Linked DNA regions of Mus musculus: region 2 is linked to region 1. Evidence: chromatin loops called from intact Hi-C (ENCODE). Cell type or tissue: gastrocnemius. All regions are shown on one strand. Links, peaks and the distances in the headings refer to the core of each region. The heading gives the core; the rest is flanking DNA.

Region 1 (8,926 bases), core at 1-8,000:
TTATCAATGTTAAAAAAGTATTTTATAGGATCCATAAAATGAAAACTAAAAAACAAAAACAAAACAAAACAAAACAAACAAAAAACAAAAAAAAACAAAAACAAAAACAAAAAAAAAAAACCAACCACATAGCAAGAGGAAACTAAAAGCAGACCTAAATGATATATAGCCTATTTCAGTTGAATTTTATGGGAAGAGTCAATTTGTAAATGTGTAATTTCTTTCCCATGCTATCCACTAGACACTAGTCAAGATCCTAAAAATTGATAAAATGAATATTGAAATAGAGCCTAAGAAACATGTCTACTTAAACAGTCGCATGTTTATTACAGATACCATTATTCCTCGCTGGTGGGAAAATAAGCTCGTTCAACTGATCCTGGGATGGAGAAATTAACTAACAGCTTCCATTAGAAACCAACATCAACTGATTCTAGGGAGGAAATAGAATAATGTTTTTATTTTATTCAAGGAAACAAATATTACTTAAGAAAACCAAGTAAAACAAAAAGTTAAACATGGGCTGGAGTTATGGCCCAGTGTTTAAGAGCACTAGTCGCTCTTTCAGAGGAGGCAAGTTCAATTGTGAGCATCTACATATGCCACACAAGGGTTGGTAACTCAATTCCAGAGGATATAGTGCCCTCTTCTGGACTCTGTGGGCACTGCATGCACATAGTACACAGACATTTATGCAGACCAAATACACATGAAATAAAAATAAACATATCCTTAAAAATGAAAGATGAATTCAACTTAATTTCTAGCTAAGAATACTTTTTAATTAAAAGAAAACATAAAACAGAAGGTTGTTATAGAAGCTCAACAACCTTATCAAAAACTATTTGTCAACATACTGGAGTTTAGAAAAATTCAAGAATAAAAAAAGGCAGAAGCTGTGATTTATAAATTTGAGCACAGTCTGTATGGCATTACAAATTCTCTCAAGCTAAAGGGGACAAAATCACAGCAACATAGATACAAGTAGGGAATCATTATGCTAAGCGACATTAACCAGACACAGAAAGACCAGTATCATGGGAGCTAAAATGTTGGTTCTGTAGATGATAAGAGTAAAATGGGGGTGTGGTTCTCAGAGGCAGGGGGGAATGCAATAGGACAGAGATAGGAAAACTAATGAGAAGTTACAGATAGGAACAATTCTGGTGTATTGTTGTACAGGGACTTCATGTGGCAATTATGTTTGAACATTTCAAAAAACAGAAGGAAGGATGCTAAACATTTTCACAACAAAGAATTGACAAATATTTAAGGAATACAAATGTGTCTAACATGGTTTAAGCATTAAATAGTGTGTACATATACAAAGTATTACACAGTACCCCATTAATATGTGTATTTTTGTAACTCTTGCCTTCACTAGAAGAATTAAAGTCTTTAAAACATAAAGGTCAAAAGGTCAGTGATTAACTAAGAGAAGACATATAATCTGCTATATATCCAAAATATAGAGAAATAATATAAACAAAGGAAAGGTGCACATCCGAAACTGGTATGCAAAAAGTTATTCTTCAACATCTGTATTCATCAGACAAAATATGAGCTACAAAGTGATACATCTACTCCACCCTCACACACAGCAATTAGAATAGCTAAAACAAGAAAAACATCAACAGAAATGGCATTATGACCTGGGCGTGGTGGCGCACATCTTTAATCCCAGCATTTGGGAGGCAGAGGCAGGCGGATTTCTGAGTTCGAGGCCAGCCTGGTCTACAGAGTGAGTTCCAGGACAGCCAGGGCTACACAGAGAAACCCTGCCTTGAAAAACCAAAAACCAAAAACCAAAAACCAAAAAAAGAAAGAAAGAAAGAAAGAAAGAAAGAAAGAAAGAAAGAAAGAAAGAAAGAAAGAAAGAAAGAAATGGCATTATGAACAAGAAACTATTTAAAGCCTCATACATACAGGAAGGGATGAAAACCTGATATGACCACATTAGAATATATTTTGCTTATACAGATGTATATGCATATAATGAATCTGCCAAGGGCTATATATGAAATGTATACATTTTCCATATATAAGATACATATCAAGAAATAAGAAAAGAGGAACTACATGAAATAGCAGAGAAATTTTAATAAAATGTATATGTGTGAATATAAAATTATTGGAATTAATTTCATAAATCTGGTTAAAATGTTCTTTTAAAATTCTGTATTTTTTTAAATGCTTTCTGAAGTATGGGATTTGCTTAAAATAATCCATTTTGATGGGAGGACACATAAAATAAGATGGACTTTGTGTGTGTAATAATTACAACTTGATGATCAGTAAAGAGGTTGCATTATCTTATTATCTTCACTTCTCACTTAACTGAACATTTTCCATAATAAAAAAGTACCTTCCATCATTTGGACAAAACAACCCAGGTTTTGCAATCACAGAGTGCTCCTGTACTGAATAGCTTTGTGACTAGAGAGCAAAGTTGCCTTATCTCCATTCTTCCTCTAAAAGTGGCACTACTTACACAACTCCCCTCAGAATCTAGGACAGTCCCATAAGATGCTCTTAAACACTTAGCATAATAGCTAGCAGGCGTACATCAGGTGCTCAATACTGACTGATTGTCTTTGCCCCTGATTCTTTCAACCAAGCTCTTTCTGATTTCTCTAGTTGGTCAGTACACATAGCATTTGGCCTTTTGCTTCCTATGGAGCAGTGTGTTCTAAAATGTATACCAATATACTTTCCCACCTAAAGACTTGTGAGGATGTGATGTGTAGTTTGAGGTGATATAGTAATGCTAGCATAGTGGTTCAGTGCTGTGGGTTGCTGATGCCCTTTGTCATTCAAGTCCTGGGTAGAGCTTGTGACTAAAATGTTCCTCCTGGCTGAAAAACTAGATTCACTAGACCACCTTTTCCTTTGGTTGAATGCTTAAGGTAGAGACGTCCAAGCCAATGGTCTGTGTGTCACCTCTCCCTCCCTTTTCCTCCACTGGCACCGCAGCCTCCTTGACTCAGACTCAAAGTACTCCAGGCACCTTCTTGGTATTTCAAATTCCATCGTGTCATCACAAGTGTGATGGACAGCTATAATTTATAGCATAGTGATTAAAAGCTTGAACAGCCTGCTACTGAATAGTTCCAAAAGTTATTGAACCATACCAAGTCTCACTTTACATATCTGAAAATGGAAATGTTGTGATAAGTGGCTGTTAGTCTCAAATGGGAGAGAAATGCACATAAATTTTTTAGCACAATATTGGCATGGTGTAAGCCGTTACTGTGAACTATCTGATGCGTTTACAGACCAGGCACATTCCACATTCCTTGGGTAATTTTCCACACTGTCCAGTCTTTTGAGGCCCGTAGTTGATCCTAACTCTCCTCAGTGCCTGAACACCAAATGCTCACCCACCCTGGTTCAACTTCATATCCTCTCTTCCCCTCCAAACTTAACTGCCCCCTTTTTTTTTTTTTTTGTATCGTGAGTCACTTCCTCTTCTTGTCCACCAGGTGGCGACAGAGAATGTTACAAGCCAGTCGGCTTCCTGTGACTCTACAGAATGATTTGAATTAGGAGGTGGGCTTCCTGGAGGAATAAATGGTACTTTCTTCCCTAAGGAAATTTGAAGAGTTTTGCTTAAGGTCAACCTGAACTTGTGTTTCAGTGCGTGGACCATCTTAGCCCATAAGTTAGGTTGCTACCCTGCCTGGACTTTTCATCTTTGATATTTCCTTTTCCCATTCTTGGGTTCAGAGAGGCCTTTGTTTTAAAGCAAGCACCCCTCCCCCTGAATTCCTTCAAAAGGTGCCTAAATTTCCATTGAATCTCTTAAACTATATTTCCTGGGATCATCTACTCTACCTGCACTTCTAACAACCTCCCCCCTTCCCATTTACATCAAACTGTAGGTCACAAACCACTGCCCTATCCTATCTCCTACTCCCTTCTTGCTTGTAGTTCAAGCCATTGTGTCTCTCTAGAGCCTTTCCAGACTGGCTAAAGTGATTGTTGCCTCACTCTGTCACTCTGTGTCATGTGCTGCTTTCTGCGACAATGGGAAACAGCAAACATTTGAAGTTCTAAGTGGCAAACCACCTTGTGACAAAAAAGGAACTCACTTCAACCCAGACAAAGGAGAGGACTTGCTAAAGTCCACACCTTCCCTACAAAACAGGACCTGTTGTCCTCCAGTCCGCACCACCAGCTGCTGTTTACGTTGTGGTCAGAGCTGTGGAAGACATAAGGATAGCATGCAGGCTTGACGTGGGCTAGATATTTCTGATCCTACCCTGACTCTCACTCCTGCTGTCTGGAAGTCTTTTCATCCTGACCCACTATAAAAGGGGATGCTTGTCCCCTTCCTCCCTCTCTTGTTCTCTTGCTCTCTTGCTTCTCACTCTTGCTCTTGCTCTCCCCTTCCCTTTCCCCACGCTCCATGTGCTCATGGCCATGGCTGGCTTCTATTTCTCTACAACTTGAGGATCTGCAGTAAAAGGGTCACAGCATTAGGAAGGTGGAGAACCACTGGGCTATGTGCTTTCTCTGGAATGTTCAATGACCCTCCTTTCTACACAGTCAAAACCTCACCACACTGATGTCCTGCCCAGCTACCAGGAAGGTTATGATGTCAACCCTTCTTCTGGGCTTCTCTCTCTGAGGTTCACATCACTGTGGCGAATGGCACAAGGCTGCTTACCCCTAAAGTCTTCCCTGCTTCACTTTGCATCAAGTCCCAATGTCTATCAAAGCTCATGCCTGGTGATAAATTAAGAAAAGGCTTCAACAGAGAGGTTGTTCTACTTGAGTTGTAATCTTTGCTTTGCTACTTATAAACTGTGTGACATTGCAAATACTTCCTCTCGGAACAAACTTCCCCAGTTGGATAAAGGAGAAAATAAAAATATAAACTATGTTTTCAGAGTTGTGAAAATAAAAAAAGACACAATAAAGTCAAAGTAAGATGTAAATCTCACCTCTATAATACAGATGAAATAATATCATACAAAGCCATAGAAGCTTGGAGTCTGAATAACATTGGATTTTCAACCTGGTCCTATATCAACCCCTTTAAGCTTCTTAAGCAGATTAGTGGGTTTCCTTATTTGTACAGTGGAGATAATACCACTCACATAAATGTCATGAAGCTACAATGGGAGAATGAGAGAGAAAAGATGAGCCCGGAGAGTGGGTTATACACATGTAACCATGGCAGTTGGGAGACAAGACAAGAGGATTAAGATTTCAAGGCTAGCCTGGTTGAGTCATGAAATCTCATCTCACAAAAGAACAATCAAACAAGAAGGAAAATAAGCATGCATGCTGTAGAGGATAGTCTATGTCAACTTGATACAAGCTAAAGCCAACTCAGAGGCCAGAACCTCAATTTAAGAAAATGTCTTCATAAGATCAGGCTGCAGGTAAGCCTGTAAGGCATTGTCTTAATTAGTAATTGATGGGAAGGTTCCATCCATTGTGGGTAGGGCCACAACTGGCCTGTGTTTTATATGTAGACTTCTAACTCTGGATTTAGAGATTTAACTTCATTTTGGACCAATCTCTTGACCTAGCCAAAGATAGAGATCTTAACTCTAGTCATAAACTGATCTCTTTCTGGTCACACTCCAAATTCTTAACCCTGAAAAAATTGAGCCTCTAGACCTAATTCCATACTAACTTCAAAATTGTGGCCCAATTATAAATGCCTATAGCTGGTCCAGAAAAAATATCTAATCTTCAGTCCTGATTGTAGCCTGACCATGACCCCCTAAATAAGAATCCAATATAGTATCAGACACATCACCTAAACTTGCCTCCTGGCTGAATGACTAGCCTAAGCTACAGGTTGAACTACCCCTGGAATATAGTTAGTATTTCACACAAGCACACACTCGAATGCGCGTGCACACACACACACACACACACACACACACACACACACACACACGAAATGAGGGTTCAGCATGGTACTGTGAGCCCTCAGCACAGTTCTAACTCAGCCACAACCTGAGATCTGATATTGGAAACTAAACCAGCTACAATTTCGACAGACTTAGCACTAACCAGAACATAACTCCAACACTGGCAAGCAAATGACTACTAAACTTGGACTCAGACAGAGACGAAAACATGTACAGAAACCCAACTCTAAACTTGGCCTAAGACTGCTGTGATTATGGCCAAGAAGTACAACCCAATCTTCTATGAAACCTGAGGTTTATTCTGACTACAGAGATGACTTAAACTGATAGAAGCTTGAGGATGGCCACAGACTGAGAGTTAACCTGGTTTAAAGTCTAAATTCAAATCTAGCTAGGAAAGGGCTAACAAATCTGACCATGGATCCAATCTTCTTAGGATAGACTGAGACCTATCACTAGCCACTGATTTAAGTCCTAAACATTAAAGCCTCAAACTGGTCATAGAGTAGATCTCAAAATTTACCACAGAACCAATCTATAATTTTTATCATAGACTGAATTTATAAGCTTAATATCCAACCTAATTTTTGAAACTGAAAGTAAATCTATCCGCCTCTTTTGGACACACACACTCAGCCAAATATCTAATGAACAATCTTTTATCTTTAAGATAGTGTGAATCATATCTCTGGTTAAATATTAGTTCCAGAAGGGATCTGAACTCCAACAAACTACAGATTTAAACTTGACCCTTGACCTAGGAAAAATCTTTAGTAGCAGAATCTAAACTGCTTGCCAGAACTAGGATGGAGCTGAACCAAAAATTTAAATGTAAATTAAAGACAAACCTGGCAAAGATAGAACAAATATTTCTCATATTTTTAGCCTGAAATCTACCAACAGATTAAAATCTATATCTTTTTTTTTTTTTTTTTTGATTATTCATGATATGATTATTTATTTTTTATTTATTTATTTTTACACTCCAGATTTTATTACCCCCTCCCGGTTCCACCCTCTGATTGTTCCATATCCCATACCTCCTTCCCACCCCTCTGTCTCTAGGAGGATGTCCCTACCACCCACCCTTCCCCCAACCAGACTTCTAAACTCCGTGGGGCCTCCAGTCTCTTGAAGGTTAGGTGTTTCTTCTTTGAATTAACCTAGACTTGGTAGTCCTCTGGGTCAGTCTTATGGCCTCATATCAGCTGGTGTATGCTGCCTAGTTGGTGGTTCAGTGTTTGAGTGATCTCAGGGGTCCAGGTTAACTGAGACTGCTGGTCCTTCTACAGGGTTGCCCTCCTCCTCAGATTCTTCCAGCTTTTCCCCAATTCAATTTTTATTTTTGGCTAATATCCACTTATTAGTGAGTATATACCATGTATGTCCTTTTAGGTCTGAGTACCTCACTCAGAATGATAATTTCTAGATGCATCCATTTGTCTGCAAAACACAAGAAGTCCTTGTTCTTAATAGCTAAGTAGTATTCCATTGTGTGAATGAACCACAATTTCTGTATCTATTCTTCTGTCATGGGACATCTGGGTCATTTCCAGCTTCTGGCTATCACAAACAAGGCTGCTATAATCATAGTGGAATATGTGACCCTGTGGCATGGTGGGACATCATCTGGGTATATTCCCAAGAGTGGTATTTCTGGGTCTTTAGGTAGATAGATCTATTTCCAACTTTCAGAGGAACCTCCAGATTGATTTAAAGAGTGGTTATACCAGTTTGCAAACCCACCAGCAATGCAGAAGAGTTCCTTTTTCTCCACATCCTGACCAACACATGTTGTCACCTGAGGTTTTTTTTTTTTTTTTTTGGTGAGGATTTTTTTTTTTAATTAGGTATTTAGCTCATTTACATTTCCAATGCTATACCAAAAGTCCCCCTTACCCACCCACCCCCACTCCCCTACCCACCCACTCCCCCCCTTTGGCCCTGGCGTTCCCCTGTACCGGGGCACACAAAGTCTGCGTGTCCAATGGGCCTCTCTTTCCAGTGATGGCCGACTAGGCCATCTTTTGATACATATGCAGCTAGAGTCAAGAGCTCAGGGGTACTGGTTAGTTCATAATGTTGTTCCACCTATAGGGTTGAAGATCCCTTTAGCTCCTTGGGTACTTTCTCTAGCTCCTCCATTGGGAGCCCTGTGATCCATCCATTAGCTGACTGTGAGCATCCACTTCTGTGTTTGCTAGGCCCCGGCATAGTCTCACAAGAGACAGCTACATCTGGGTCCTTTCAGTAAAATCTTGCTAGTGTATGCAATGGTGTCAGCATTTGGAAGCTGATTATGGGGTGGATCCCTGGATATGGCAGTCTCTACAAGGTCCATCCTTTCATCTCAGCTCCATACTTTGTTTCTGTAACTCCTTCCATGGGTGTTTTGTTCCCACTTCTAAGGAGGGGCATAGTGTCCACACTTCAGTCTTCATTTTTCTTGAGTTTCATGTGTTTAGGAAATTGTATCTTATATCGTGGGTATCCTAGGTTTTGGGCTAGTATCCACTTATCAGTGAGTACATATTGTGTGAGTTCCTTTGTGATTGTGTTACCTCACTCAGGATGATGCTCTCCAGGTCCATCCATTTGGCTAGGAATTTCATAAATTCATTCTTTTTAATAGCTGAGTAGTACTCCATTGTGTAGATGTACCACATTTTCTGTATCCATTCCTCTGTTGAGGGGCATCTGGGTTCTTTCCAGTTTCTGGCTATTATAAATAAGGCTGCTATGAACATAGTGGAGCATGTGTCCTTCTTACCAGTTGGGGCTTCTTCTGGATATATGCCCAGGAGAGGTATTGCTGGATCCTCCGGTAGTACTATGTCCAATTTTCTGAGGAACCGCCAGACTGATTTCCAGAGTGGTTGTACAAGCCTGCAATCCCACCAACAATGGAGGAGTGTTCCTCTTTCTCCACATCCTCGCCAGCATCTGCTGTCACCTGAATTTTTGATCTTAGCCATTCTCACTGGTGTGAGGTGGAATCTCAGGGTTGTTTTGATTTGCATTTCCCTGATGATTAA
Region 2 (9,005 bases), core at 527-8,526, 410 kb after region 1:
AAGCAGCCATATAAGGAGCCAATGTTCCCCTCAAATGCCTTTAACCCGAGCTCCAAGGGAGGCAGAGACAGGACAACTTGGGGTCCCATTCCTAACACCCACAGGGTGGTTCACAACCTTCTTTTAACTCCAGTTCCAGGAGAACTAATGCCCTCTTCTGGCCTCCATGGGCATTGCAAGCACATGTTACACAAATACACATGCAGGCAAAAAACACACACATTTTTTTAAATTGATGTTACAAAAATAATCAAAAGGATATAAAATTATAGAAATTGCCTGTATCTCATGAATTTTGTTAATACTATTTTTTCAAGTACTCATTTGCTGCGGTATTGTCCTAGTGGTGTGAAATTTAAATTAAACAATTAACACTAGGTCCTTATCATTACTAAAGAATTTGGAGTTATAAACAAATGCATTGTTATGTGGGCCTTTGTCTCATTGGAGAAAGGTATAGCGTTAAGCACATACTTTCTTTGTACTGTATAGACTGTAAGCCTCACATGGCTGTCCAAGGCCAGAGACCCTGTCTCTTTTGTTCACCACTATAGATCCATTGCCTAACAATTTTGCCTGACAAATGAATGATTGGATGAGTGGACTTTTGAACTCAAAGACAAAATTAATTACACAGAGAACTATATGGCAAAAGAACTGGGTCTATGCCATATAGACATCAAAGACAAGGAGACTGGAACTGTATAGCTCAGTAACAGAGTACCTGCTTAGCATGTGAAAGGATGGCTCCTGGATGCCACCCCTAGGGTGTGTGTGCTGGGGTGGAGGGTGGTAACCAAGAAGTCAATAGATTTGGGCTTAATTGATTAAATGGGTAGCCTTGAATAACTCCTTTCTCTAGAAGTTAATTTCCCATTTGCAAAAAAAAAAAAATTGGCTGGAATAAATCTGTAGCATTTAAACTGTAACAACAGAATAATAATTTCAAAAAAGCTTGAGGTCCTATAAAGTAATTACAAATGGAGAAATTCACAGGTATGTCTGAGAGGGAGCTCACCCTATGTTAATGAGTTATTTGAGTGTCTTAGAATTTGTCTTTATGCTTTCCTCCATTCCTTAAATAGTTTATAATGATCATATATCATTTCTACAAACCAAATATGAGTATACTATCTTAAATGAGCAAACTAAGCAAATAAAAGAGACTAGCCAGGCATGATGATTCAGAGTCAAAGTTCCAGCTAACTGAGAGACTGAAGCTGGATGTGCTCTGGAGCACCTGAATTCATTAGCTTGGGCACCATAGCAAGACCCAGTTCCTCCCACACAAAGGAAGGGACAGGGAGTGACAAGATGGGAAGATTCCAACTGCTCAATAAAGTTGAAAGGAGGCCCAACCCAATCCATATAGTACAATCAAGTCTTCTTTTGGCACATCTCATAAGAAAGTTACATGTTCCTGGAGATAGCACCAATCTACCTTCTCCATTAACAATTCATTTGCTACAGAAGACACCAGCCTCAGGGCAAACCTACCTTTAAAACTGACTGTTTGCCTCCAGTAGATGTTTTCAGAACTTGCTATGTTGTTCTAAATGCTTTTATTAACTTAACTGATTAAAAAACCAAAAACCAAACCAAAACAAAACAAAAAAATTCACTTAGCTTAAGTCATCCATTGTCACTCTCATAGAAATGAATTCCTCTAATCTTATTTGACCTCCTAAAACCCTAGCTTTCTGTCCCTTTTTCTGAACAATCCCCTTAAACGTCAAAGTAGAGGTTGTTTGTGTTTTCACACACCATGGACTACTGGACTCATAGGTAGAACATGTTGCACCTGCCCTTCCCTTTCATGCCTGTCCATAATCTCTTGCCTTAGCACCCACTGCATTACTTTCCATACTATAACCTCAGGACCCTTATTGTTGATGCTTATAGTTTATGGTTCACTTCTGCTTTTGACAAGTCCTGCCATCATTCTTAGTGGTTTCAATACCTATATGGAAACGATACTCTGTGTGTGTGTGTGTGTGTGTGTGTGTGTGTGTGTGTGTGTGTGTGTGTAATCTTTATTTCAAAAACTAAACTCCATATAACGTCCTGGCCCTCAGAATCTGGACGGAGGTCAATTCGACTCCTCATCCTCACTCCATGTATATCCTAGCAATCAGTCACGGCCGGAGCTTTATGCCTAAAGTCACAAACAAGCTTTCAGTTATTCTAGAATCACTCTTAACTTTAAACCCTTTCTTCCCTGGAGCCTGGCCCCATATGAGTTACTGATCAGTAGACATGTCAAGTGTTATTTGTTCAAAATTGAACTGTGATTGTACCTAAATCCTCTCCTCCATCCCTCTGTCACTTCTTATTGTCACTAACTTTTCCCTTCTAGATCCTCCAATCAAACACCTTGGCATCCCTTTTGATTATTCTCTTCCTTGTAGGCCTGCTCCTAGTTCATCATCCATGGCTGGGTTCTAAGTTTACCCATATTCAAACTAGATCAGTTCTTCTCAGTCACTATAACTCAAAGCCCCCTTGTCTCTTAGATGACCGCAGCAGCCTTCTGTTGTGATTTAAACTGTGCTCCCCATTGTATGCTGACATTCACATTAGTTATTTTTATCATCACTGACCCAAATTACCTGACAAACCAATTTAAGACGGGAAGGAATTATTTTGGCTCACAGTTTTTTAGTTCATATTAATGGGAAGGGACAGGAGAGAGGCTCTGTCTGTGGCGGGAGGAGCTAATAGCCTTGAACAGGCCTATCTTCCAGTACCTCAGAATGTGCCTCTTTATAATGAATGGTAATTAGTCAAGTTAGAGCAAGGTCATATTGGAGCACGGTCAGCCCTTCAGTGCTGTCATGTTGATGAGAAAGACACAGAGAGGACATGGCCTTGTGAATGAAGACACACAGGAAAGAAACTCTATGAAAACAGAGGCAGAGATTGTGATGATACAAAAAAATAAGTCATGGAAAAAAAGAAAGTCAATTGCCTCCATTGTGCTAAGCCAAAGAGGGGTGGGAGACATGGATGGGGGATGGTGAACGGGGGATAGACATTCTCTAGCACAGTTCTGAGTGGGAGCATGCCCAGATCACCTTGTCTTCAGACGTACTTTCCAGATCTGTGGAATGAGTACATCTCTGTCATTTTAAAGTATCTAGTATGCTGTTACAATGGCCTTATATATGCAATGGCCAATATAGCTCTTACCTAATTTTCCTGATCTCTCGCTTAACCGTCTTCTTGGTCTCAACACAGGCAGCTGAAAAGACCTTGTAGGGCCTTTATGTCAGCTCCAGTGTCTCTGCTCACAACCCTGTGGTGTGTCCCCTTTCCCTTCAGAATAAGAGACTTATTCTATCCGATCCCCCTCTACTTACTTTCTTTCTCTTCTTCTCCTTCAACAGCAGCAGCACTGGTTCACTGATCTTATCCTCTAAGTTAAGCTTTTAAATAAATGAAGATCCCCGGGTTTCTCTTCCCTCATCTGTCAGATAGAAAAATAAACATATTCACCACATTATTAAATCACATCATACCGCAAAGTACTGGCCACTTTGTATTTAGGAAATATCAGCAAGTATTATTAGTCAACAAACTGTAAAAGATTCTGAAAACTCAGTGCTGAGATACTAAAATTAAAGTTTGAAGAATAAGGAAGGCCTCCATTTAGTAGATATGGTTTTCTTCACTATAGGTTCAGATTTTTAAAACTTAGTGAAATTAGGATGAAGTACTTGAAGAATCCTGGGATTTCAGCAGACCAGCACAAGTCTTACTGACGCTGCTTCTGGATGCCAAGGCTACCATAGCACCAGAGTGCTGCCTGCCATGGGCTTGTCTCTGCCAATGGGCTTGTGTCACAGCCAAGTCTTCCAGAGGAAGATTGCTAGTCCCAGAAACTTCCTCACACAAACTCAGCACCTGCCCTCCCACTCCAACATCAAGACTGGTTTGGCTTTAAAATGAGGCGAGTGTTCTTTATCTTGTTATTGAAAACTTGTCAGGCTTAGTGTACCAAATAGTTTCATAGCTACCATGTGAAGGTAAACTATCCAGGACTGGTAAGGCAGTCACGACGATTTCGCTTCCATGTCAACATGAGAAAACTGGGAGAAGAACCTAGAGAGCCTCAAGACAGCGTCTGGCATCGCTGGGAACAAAAAGAATTCCACTGGAATGAGAAAGTACAGTATTTGACAGCCACGATGTGAGAGACGACAGAACCCACGAAAGAAGTAACAGGTGCAAAATAAATTTTTAAAATATGTCAGGATAGCATGCTGGTGTGTTAGAAGATGGATGGGAGGCTATTTGAAACTTTTTTTTAATTTAGATTTCAAAAACCTGTTACAGAATTGTATTTTTAGAACTTTAATGGCCTCTGATAAGAGTGCGCCCTCTAGTGGCTCAAATAGTGACTGACAAATGACCAGGCACTCAGCATTACAAATCTAAATGATTTTATTTCCTCTAAACGTTAAAAAAGAGAAATGATTTCCCTTACTGTAGCTTTAAAAAATCACCCTCCTATCAAAGGCTTACAACATAAAGAATAGTTGTTTTTGGTCATTCACTTATTATTAAGGAAATACACCCAGTGTTACTGTTTTTAGACAAAGAATTTATAAGTTATTTACTGTCCTTTTTTCTACAGTAAGCATATAGTACTGTTAATTCTTAACTGTTTTTATTTTGGAATTTTTAAATTACATACAAAATTATGAGTATCATCATAATAAGAAATTGTGATCATACCACGCACGTCTCTAGAATTATATTTTGCCAAATTTCCTTCAGCTTTTAGTTCCATTCTATTTTGAAATGTGCAAAAAAATCAGTTGTAAATATAGTTCATATTATTTTTTCTGGCTTTCAGTTTGATACCAGTACCATCCAAATCACTCAATATTTAAGATGAGAAAAATATTTCCCTATATAAACCCAATTTTCAGATCTTGGCAGTCCTACCCACTGTCCCAGAAATGCTCTGACCGATGCTAGGATAGCTGCAGATGCAGCCAATTTCTTCACCTTCCGTGGAACTCAGCACTCCACGAAAGGTCCCCTTTTTTCATAGGTGACTTTCCCCCCTTACCTGGGCTCTGAAAACCCACAGCAGATGCCTAACCTCCCATGTACAACAATGACTTGCTCACTCTGTTTAGGCTCAGAGACCTGACTGACAACCCTCTTCACACACTCTCCTCCCCTGCTCAGACTCCCTCATCAAGATTTCCCAAGCCTAAAGATCTAGCTTCCATTGTCCTGCATCTGACTCTGTACAAAAGATACCCTCCCCATCCTGCTCCTGCTTTGAGTTCCCCCTGCTTGGCAACCCACCTCACCTGATTAGGCTCTTCTCTGTGCTGAGAAGTATATAAAACCTCAGGACACTGTGGGTATAATTGCTTACTATATGGTCATATTGGAGTATGGCAAGTCCTTAAACCACCAGCTGTGATACTTTGACAAGAAGGTGCTATATGAAAACTGACATATATAACCAGAGTTCCATGTACTGGGAATTTTTAAAGGCAGCAAAATTGAAGTTGTGCAACAGTAAAAAAAAAAAAAGAAAGAAAAGAAACACAAAGATTGTTGGCAAGTCATCCGATGCTAGGGAAAAGCAATGTTCTCACTTTACAAGTTTCAGACGATTGTGGCCTACTTGATTCCTGGCTCGTGCACTCCAGGACTGTGAGAGGAGAAGTTTCTATTAGATTAGCTCACTCATTGTATATCAGTCTACTTCTTACGACAACTTTGGGACACTAACATAGATCGGGAACAAGGATACCACTGTAACAAATACTTTTCAATGTGGAAAGGGCTTTGGGATTAGGTATAGTTTGGAGACTATAAAAAGTTCACAATAAAAGCCTACACTGCTGTTGTAATTTGGGTATGGAGTGTCTGAACAAAAGATTTATGTTGAAGGTTGATTCCAAGTTAATAGCACTACTGAGAACAAGACTTGAGAATGTGGTTAATCTACTGATAGTTTTATGACTGAATGGGTTGTTAGAAGATTGAACCTAGAGGAGTAAATCACTGGAATTGTGACTAGAAGCTGAGGAGGAGGTCAACCCCATAGGAAGACCAGCAGTCTCAACTAACTTGGACCCCTGAGTTCTCTCAGACATTGAACCACCAACAAGACAGCATACACCAGCTGATATGGGGCCCCTGACACATATGTAGTAGAGGATTGCTGGGTCTGGACTCAGTTAGGGAAGATGCACCTAACCCTTGAGAGACTTGAGACCCCAGGGAATGGGGAGTCCTGGTGGGGTGTGTGGGAGTGGGGGTAGTAACATCCTCTTGGAGACGGGGGAGGAGAAATGGGGTGGGGTGGGGAACAGTCAGAGGGTAGAACAGGAGGGTGATAATGACTGGACTGTAAAAAATTATTAAAGATAATAATAATAATAATAATAATAATAATAAAGGGTATGCCTTGTTCCCAGATTCTTCTTTTCTTGCTGAGTTTCTCAAACACTCTGAGGTGAGCCTCTATTTGTTATAAACTCTCTGACCAGAACACTCATTACAGGCCCATCAGGAGGGCCAAAACAACTATGAGCCAAGACTTCTGAAAACGTGTGCCCAAATAATCCTTCTACTACATTGTTTATCTCAGTTATTTTGCCATAGTAATGCAAAGTGATGACCACAATTGTCCTAAAGTTGTCACTTGTAAGTGTGAATGTTAATGGTGCTTTTCCTGAGGCCCTGGGCAGAAATGAGGACCAAGCTACTTGTAACAAAATACAGCGTTATTTTCCTTGACTACTGCTAAAGTTTCAGAGCAAGGATGCACAATGTGTGACCGAGGTCATATGACCACTGCCTGAGTCAGTAGAGTTCAGAGTCACATCTAACACTAAGGAAGAAAGGCCATCATTTGAGTTCCAGAGAACAGGGTCGTTGCCCTGGGCTCGTGTAAGGAAAATACTATAATGTTTAAAGTCAGAGGCCGCTGCCCAGGTCTGGGTGTGTGGAATCACTGATTTTTTTCCAGAAGACAGGGCTACTGTCAAGACCTGAGGGGTTGGGATTACTGACTGCATTACAAAGGGCACGACCCTAGAGTTTACATAGTGGAATGGAAACATTGCCATAGTTGAAAGTAAAAAGCCAGGGCTGTGGGGCTAAACACATTGACAGAGTTCAGGAGGCCGTAGCCATAGAGACAGAGGCTCAGGGGCAGGGATCACTGTGAGTTCCAGAAAGGAGGGCCACAGCACGGGACAAAGGGGTTTGGGGAACAGACAAAGCTATGGAGAAAAGTTCCACTGCCCAAATCTGAGCCAGGGTTCCAGACAGAGGAGCCATTGCCCAAGATGAACAGGCTGAGACTACTTCTTAGGTTCCGGAGAAGGGTCGGTCACCCAGGATGGACTAGATGCCTCACTTTCTGAGTCCAGTAAGAAGACTCGATCAGTGCTAGTGCTTCAAGGGTGTCAGAATACTTCCCGGATTTAGAGTAAAGTGTCACCCCAAGGTTTAGGAGTGTAGGGATACTGGCTGAGGGTCAAAAGCCAGGGCCAAGTCACAGGAGTAAGAGGGATGGGGCTAGTGCCTAAGTTGCAGTGGTTAGAGGGAAAGACTAGGAGGGTTACCACTTCCAGGGTTTCAAAGGGTGAAGCCACTGCTTAAAGTCAGATCCAGAGTTAAACTAACCGAATAAGGATGAAAGAATGGGACCAATGTCCAAGTTCCAAAGAAGGAAGCATTGTTCAAGACAGAGAGATGCAGCCAAGAACAATGTTTGAGAGTTCTGGGGAAATTACTCAAGGTTGAGGTTATGGACCCACTCCCAGAGCTGCAGAGGGAGGGTCCACTTCCCAGGGCTGGGGGGGGGGAGACCACCATTACAGTTCCAGGGGGGAGGAACCACTGTCCAGGACTGAGTGGATAAGACCACTACCAGAGTTCCAAAAGGAGGGTCCACTGTCCAGGACTGAAGGGGTGAGACTTACCAGGAGTACCAGAGGAAGGGTCCACTGCCTAAGGCTGATGGGGGGAAGTAACTATAAGGATTCCAGAGGAAGCATCCACTGCTCAGAGATGGAGGGGGGTAAAACAACTACCAGAGTTCCAAAGGGAGGGTCCACTGTCCAGGACTGAAGGGGTAGACTGTTGCCAGGGGCACCAAAGGAAGGGTCCACTGTCTAGGGCTGATGGGGGGAAGTAATTATCAGCATTTCAGAGGAAGCATCCACTGCCCAGACATGGGGGGGGGAGGTAAAACAACTGTCAGAGTTCCAAAGGGAAGGTCCATGCTGAGGGGATAGGAGTCCATTGACCACAGTTCCAAAGGAATATTCCACTTCCCAGGGTTGAGGGGGCCGGGGAGGGAGAGACCACTGTCTGAATTACAGAGGGATTGTCTACTGCTCAAGGCTGAAGGAGACAGAACAATACCAGAATTTGAGAGAAAGTTTCCACTGCCCAGGGAAGACAGTGTGTGGGGACTTCTTGGGGCTAAGTAGTAGTGTCCAATAAAGAGGGAGGCCAAAGGACCATACTGTCTACATTAGTTGCTTTAATATCACTCTATTCAAAGTACTCAGAGAAACAGCTTAAGAGAGGAAAGCTTTGTTTTGCTTCCCAGTTTCGGAGGATTTCTGTCCGTCCTGGTTGGGAAGGCAAGTTAGAGCCATGAGTCCATCCATGATGGCAGGAACATGTGGCTTAGGCTATTCCTGCTGTGGCAGACCAGGAAACAAAGGCCCTTCTGATACTGGAACCAGAAGGGCCATTCCATTATGACCTATCTCCACCTGCAAGGCCCCTCCTGTTAAAAGTCCCACAATTTCCCACAAGGGAACAAGTCTTTACTACATTTGCCTAAGGTGAACATTTCAGATTCAAAGCCTAACAATCTACTCCTGTTCCCCAAAGGCTTATGTCATTCCCTAAAGTCATGATAGTTACAATACTGTGGTGGTTACGTTTTATGGTTGTTGGTTGTTTTTTTTTTTTCTTTTTCTTTTTCTTTTTCATTTGTTTGTTTTGGG

What was found. Hi-C counts contacts between places; a loop is a spot of excess contacts. Peaks named below come from ENCODE experiments on the same cell type or tissue, not always from the same donor. Only the 100,000 strongest peaks of a DNase experiment are listed, where the experiment ranks them.
Region 2: a loop joins it to region 1, with 11 times the contacts of the local background. A loop is called at or near these places in 27 of 42 quality-filtered maps.

The regions. Positions count from the first base shown.
Region 1 is chrX:49,301,408-49,310,333 of GRCm38, reverse strand. The region is part of intron 1 of Gm39513 (a long non-coding RNA gene); the gene reads right to left. Among named protein-coding and RNA genes, the nearest start is that of Enox2, 18 kb to the right of the region's middle. In gastrocnemius, for the core only: CTCF peaks have their summits at 660 (motif pointing left) and 3,488 (motif pointing right); DNase peaks (open chromatin) are centred at 648 and 3,461; H3K27ac peaks cover 262 bases.
Region 2 is chrX:48,895,087-48,904,091 of GRCm38, reverse strand. It overlaps Gm35107 (a long non-coding RNA gene), which reads right to left. Exons shown (of 4, transcript XR_391673.3): 3 at 3,360-3,466. Among named protein-coding and RNA genes, the nearest start is that of Gm35107, 15 kb to the right of the region's middle. In gastrocnemius, for the core only: a CTCF peak has its summit at 4,385 (motif pointing left); a DNase peak (open chromatin) is centred at 4,378; H3K4me3 peaks cover 593 bases; H3K27ac peaks cover 293 bases.